2 separate regions of the Homo sapiens genome follow, and region 1 is linked to region 2. The links are chromatin contacts, found by Hi-C in ENCODE. All regions are on one chromosome and are shown on one strand. Each heading gives the region's core, a stretch centred on a gene start or an enhancer-like site at or near the end of the contact. The rest is flanking DNA. Distances are from core to core; before and after follow the strand shown. Region 1 holds the start of MIB1 (MIB E3 ubiquitin protein ligase 1). Region 2 holds the start of GREB1L-AS1 (GREB1L antisense RNA 1).

Region 1 (2,723 bases), core at 223-2,722, 290 kb before region 2:
ATCCGAGGTACCAAGGCCCCTTGGCAATTATAAACGGTCAGCTGAGCACCATATGGCAAAGCAAGCCTCCCTTCAGACAGTTATCACTTGGTGGCTGATTAATTTCAATGGCTTATTAGATAGGCCTCTCCAGACCCCTTCCCAAGAGGAGGAGTCGGGTTGGGGGACCTGTGTCTGTTCTCTTCCCGGTGCTTTGTGTCTTCCAGGCTTGAAAGCATCCCGGTGATGGTGCTGCCATCATTTCCCTTGGGGGTAGAGGGTCTTTTCTGAAAGTGTTTGTTCACCCGTTCGGAACCTAGAATTCCTTTGGCGCTTTGCCTTTCCGCTCGCTCCAGCCGGGCGCTGCCCACCAGGTGTCCCACTGCAGACCTCTCCCCGCGACACCGACGCCCACCGCAGCTCGCCCCTTCCCCCCGCGCGCGCAAGCCCTGGCCAGGTGGCCGCGGCTTACCGGTGGGCGCGCTGTCCAGGATGCGGAGGTCGTAAGCCCCGGAGCAGCGGTAGTTGGCAGCTGTGCCGTTGTCCCACACTACCACCACCTCCTCGGGGCTCTCGAAGCTCCGGACGGTGCCCACATGGCCCTCGCCGCCGTCCTGCTTCCCCCACTTCCAGTCCGGGCCGCGCACTACCCGAGCGCCAACCCCTTCCACCATCACCCGGTTATTCCGGGAGTTACTCATCGGGGCCCGGGCGGTGGGCTCCGCCGCTGCCGCCGCCGCCGCCGCCGCTGCCGCCGGGGGGCCCGTGAGGGAGTTGGGCCCGGGCCGGACTCTAGGCGTCGGCGGGGGCGGCAGCGAGCCCCGGGGGACGTGAGAATAACTCACGGGGGCGGCGGCGCGGTCCCCGCGGAGCCCAAAGCCGCTGCCCAGCTGTCGCCGCCGCGCCCCCCGCTCGGAGTGGAGGGCGGCCCGCGGCTGCTCGGAGGCGGCGGCGGAGAGCGGGCAGAGGGGAGGGGGCCGTGGGCGGGGACTCTCCCGCTTCCTCCGGGCTCCCCGGCCAGGCTACAGCGACGGCCGCAAGGAAACCACGCTCTCCCCCGGCCGGCAGCGCGAGGAGCGCAGGGGGCCGGGGGAGGCTAGCCCGAGGGGGGCGGCGGGGAGCAAGCTTAACTGCCGGCCTTTCTGCCACCCCGGCCCCTCGCTCGGGGGCGGGCACCCAAGCGCCGGCGCCGCCTCCTCCCCCGTGGGCAGCGGTGGTACCTCCCGGCGTCCGGCGAGCGCCCGGGCCCTCAGGCCCCCTTCTCTCTGCCCCCGCACCAGCCGCCGCGCTCCGCCCCGCCACAGAGTCCCAGCCGGGCGAGAGCGACTCCACATCCGGGTACCGCCGTACCCAAGGCCGGAGCGGCACCTTCTCAGAGTGTCTAGGAGGGGGATCCTCGGCAATAATAGAGTGGGAAGGCTTCCAGAGAGCCGCGCGATCGCGGGAAGAAAGGAGGAGAAAACTGATCCCTAAGCGTCTCTCCAGGGTCCAAGGAGAGTGCGCATGCGCGCGGTCTAGAAAAAGGGCGGACGGTTGCCCAACCCCAGCCCCGGGCGATGGAGGGGCGGGCCCAGGGGCGGATCCCTGGAGTTGCCGCCCGGTGGTGCCGCGCGCCCAATGAGCTATGAGGAAAGCGGTTAGGCCGTCCTGGAGGCGGGGCTGGAGAAAGTGAGGGTGGGGAAGCTACCCGGGCTGCTGGAGCTGTGCGGCTGTGATGTGGCCAGTTTTTCACTAACTGCTAGTTTTCCTAGGCGAACTAAATGTGAATTAGGGATTCCATATTCTTTTAGTCTTCTTTTTTAACGAAGGTAGAAATACATTCACAAATTCAGGGCGATCTGTATTTGTGTGTAAATTGAAAACATTTCAAACCAGACAGAGCAGGTTAGTAGTGTGTTTTTAAGCTGAACAGCATGGTATGGAATGTTGTGAGCAACGGTAAAGACTTTTAGAAGGTGTGTCTTGACTTTATGCAGAATTAGGGTGATAGGCAGACTCCAAACTTTGCTCATTAATAATTGCCTCCACTCACGAAAAAATTCAGTCCCTAATTACAAAATACAACCTTCAAAGGAAGATTCGAAGACTGTAAGAGAAGTTTCTGGTTGCCGTTATTCAAATGACATTATGCTGCATAGGGTTTAAAACCAGTGTTTCCACAGGCCAGCACTGTTGGCACCGTTAGCATGCATTGTTAGCATAAACTGTTGCTTTTCCTGATAGTCAAAGGAGGGAAATGCTAACAGAATGGATAATCAAGGGAAAAGACAAGAAAACGGACGTAAAATGTACCCAAGGAATTACTATGTACTGAAATAAAATTTTTTTTGTTTGGTTTTTTTTGTTGTTGTTTTTTTTTTTGCTTTGTTTTTGAGACAGGGTCTCACTGTCAGCCAGGCCGGAGTGCAGTGGCGCCATCTCCGTTCCCCGCAACCTCCGCCTCCTGGGTTCAAGGGGTCCGCCCACCTCAGCCTTCTGAGTAGCTGGGACCTCAGGAACGCACAACCACGCCCAGCTAATTTTTTGTATTTTTGGCAGAGATGAGCGGGGGGGCAGTGGGGAGCTTCTTGGGGGATATATCTCACTATTTTCCCTGGCCGGACTGGTCTCGAACTCCTGAGCTCAAGCAATCCTCCCACCTCAGCCTCCCAAAGTGTTTATCCCAGGGATAAAGCCAACTTGATAGTGGTGGATAAGCTTTTTGATGTGCTACTGGCTTCTGTTTGCTAGTATTTTATTGAAGA
Region 2 (2,597 bases), core at 1-2,500:
AAAACCCTTAGAATGACTTAGTTTTTACAATGTCTGTCCCAAGGACTGACTTCCTCCTCTTGGTCTGAGATGACATTACCCAGGTTTTGTGTGGGAATCATAGCAGCAGCCTCCTGGGGTGACACACATTCATTAAGGTCTCCATCGAAAGGGGTAACCACACTGTCTCCTCTTCTTTGTTGCATTTTTTCCAGCAGCTTGTCTAGGTCATCGCCTATTACAAAATAGAGATAAGAAGGTTACAAGGAAGGATATGTTTGTTTCATTTTTATTAACTGCCCAAGTTGGGCAGTTAGGCTGTTCTCAGTAGATTTGTTGGTCAGCCAGCAATTCATATCAGCATTTACACTTGGCCATCTTTATAGTATACTGGTGTCTCTATATCAAGAACTACTCTCATTGATATAGTGCTTATAATTTACATGCTTTCACATGTTGTATCTCTCTTGACTTCCCTAATACTCAAAAGCAGACAGAATGGGATTAGAAAACTGAGTTCCAGGCTGGGCGCAGTGGTTCATGCCTGTAATCCCAGCACTTTGGAAGGCCAAGGCACAGGAGGATTGCTTGAGGCCAGGAGCTGGAGTCCAGTCTGGGCAACAAAGGGAGACCCAGTCTCTACAAAAAATTAAAAAATTAGCCAGGCATGGTGGCACATGTCTGTAGTCCAAGCTGCTTGGGAGGCTGAAGTGGGAGGATCGCTTGAGCCCGTGAAGAGGGGTGGTGTCAAGCAGTGAGCTATAATCACGCTACTGCACTCCAGCCTGGGCGATAGAGTGCAACACTGTAAAAAAAAAAAAAAAAAAAAAAAAAAAAAAGGAAGGAAGGAAAGAAGGAAGGGAGGGAAGGAGGAAGGAAGGAACGAACGAACAAACCGAGTTCCAGGGAGAGAGAAACTCGCCCAAGGTCACTCAACAAGGTTGTGGCTGAGCTGAGACTTTTGAATCCAGTACCAATGGGCCTTCCTCTAGACCCCCTTACTGCTTCCTGTGGTGTTAGTGACAAAATACTTAGGATAAACCATTTCAAATGAAAGATCAGCTGGCAAGCTTGAGCTCCACACTCATCTTGACAGGCTAAGATTTAAACTCAGAAAATCATACAACTAGGGGCTGCCAGTGTTGCCAAATCTTACAACCACTCACCTAATGATGTGGTTTTGAAATGTGATGCCAGGAAACTGACCTTTCCTGTGATAAGCTCATAACTAATTTCTTTCAAAAACTCACTTGTGGTGAGCATGCTCTCTGCCAGAGCTCGGGACTGGTGCTGACCTGCAGGATGGAGGAGAGAAGAGAAGACTCATCAACAGAACAAATGTTGCTGGAACATTACTTATAATGGCAACAATTGGAAACAATCAAAGGATGTCACTATAGGGACTTGGGTTAAGAAAATTATGACACATCAAAAGGTATGGACAATTATATAGCATTTGAAATATCAATTCTGACTCTAGACAGAAACAGAAATGTTTATAATACAGATGATCAGGGGAACAAAATGATGTACCTTATGTAACTGAAAATATGCACGTTTGTGTTTAATGACTAAGGAAGGTCCCTGTCCCCGCCAGGGGCTGTGAGCAACACCATGGCTGCCCCAGGGCTGGCCAATTGGGCAGATGCCCAGGGGCTGAGAACATGGGGGAAAAACAGACTAGGGAAGAGTATGAAAAACCTTATAAAAATTGTGCTTGCATGGTTATAATGAATTTGCTTTAAAAATATAAACATGTTTTTTACAAATAAAAATGAAAAAATATTAATGTATCACACTGATGAAGCTTTCTGGAAATACATGTAGCACAGAAAAATGGGCAGACAGGTTTTGTCAAAGTGAGGGGGTTTTCTTAGCTTCTTTGCTGGAAGAGGTGAGAGCCATTCAGTACAGAGAAGAGAGAAGCAAAATGTAGTCCAAATGGCTACCCAAGAGGGTGCCTGATAGAAAATCTGCACAGTGCAAAACAAACAAACAAAAATCCCCTCCCACCCCCCAATTTTGTAGTGTACCAACTTTCTGAATCTTTTCTTTAGAGACTATGTTACAATATTAAATAGACTGTTCAGTGAGAAGGGGAATATATGAGCTAATTTTCTGGCAAATTCGATTAACTGGCTTAGGCCACCTGTGGCACTGGCTTTATCACATGCTAGAGTAGTAACATTTCCAAAATCTTTAAAGGACAGCAGTTACATGAGACAGGGGTATCTGTTACTAGGGAGAGCTTTGAAATAATGCTCCCACAACCAGCTGACAGGGGCACCAGCCAAACTGAGGGCTACACAAAACCTGATCTGAGAAGGAAAGGGAAAGTTAAAATTAGGAGGATGAGCCCAAGCTCCAGCAATTAATCAGAGGTTGATTATGTGGATGCCTGAAACACATAACACACATTTTTAAATGGAAAAATGGTCGAATGAATTGATTAAACAAACAAAAAACAAAAAAATTACTCACCTAACACTACCACACAAAATTCATTTCCTCTGATTTTCGATGCACAAATTACCACCACATAATCTGGCAGCCTTTGATAGTGTCTCATTTCACTGAGAGTCCTTAAGGTCTCTGAAATGCCCTCCGCCAAAGAGTTC

Evidence for each region. Hi-C counts contacts between places; a loop is a spot of excess contacts on that map. Pooled maps may share reads with other maps.
Region 1: a pooled map of gastrocnemius medialis shows a loop between it and region 2 (3-fold over the local background). The contact joins the promoter of MIB1 here to the promoter of GREB1L-AS1 in region 2. A Hi-C loop is called at or near these places in 1 of 50 pooled maps.

What each region holds. Positions count from the first base shown.
Region 1 is chr18:21,739,541-21,742,263 of GRCh38, reverse strand. It overlaps MIB1 (MIB E3 ubiquitin protein ligase 1), which reads right to left and starts at 1,472. Exons shown (of 21, transcript NM_020774.4): 1 at 452-1,472. The coding sequence starts at 680. RefSeq lists silencers at 476-525, 646-1,275, 1,466-1,685.
Region 2 is chr18:21,449,700-21,452,296 of GRCh38, reverse strand. GREB1L-AS1 (GREB1L antisense RNA 1) reads left to right here and starts at 1,250. Exons shown (of 4, transcript NR_187982.1): 1 at 1,250-1,414. It overlaps GREB1L (GREB1 like retinoic acid receptor coactivator), which reads right to left. Exons shown (of 33, transcript NM_001142966.3): 12 at 2,461-2,597; 13 at 1,146-1,274; 14 at 80-214. LOC124900410 (small nucleolar RNA SNORD23) reads left to right here and starts at 1,541; the gene lies at 1,541-1,644.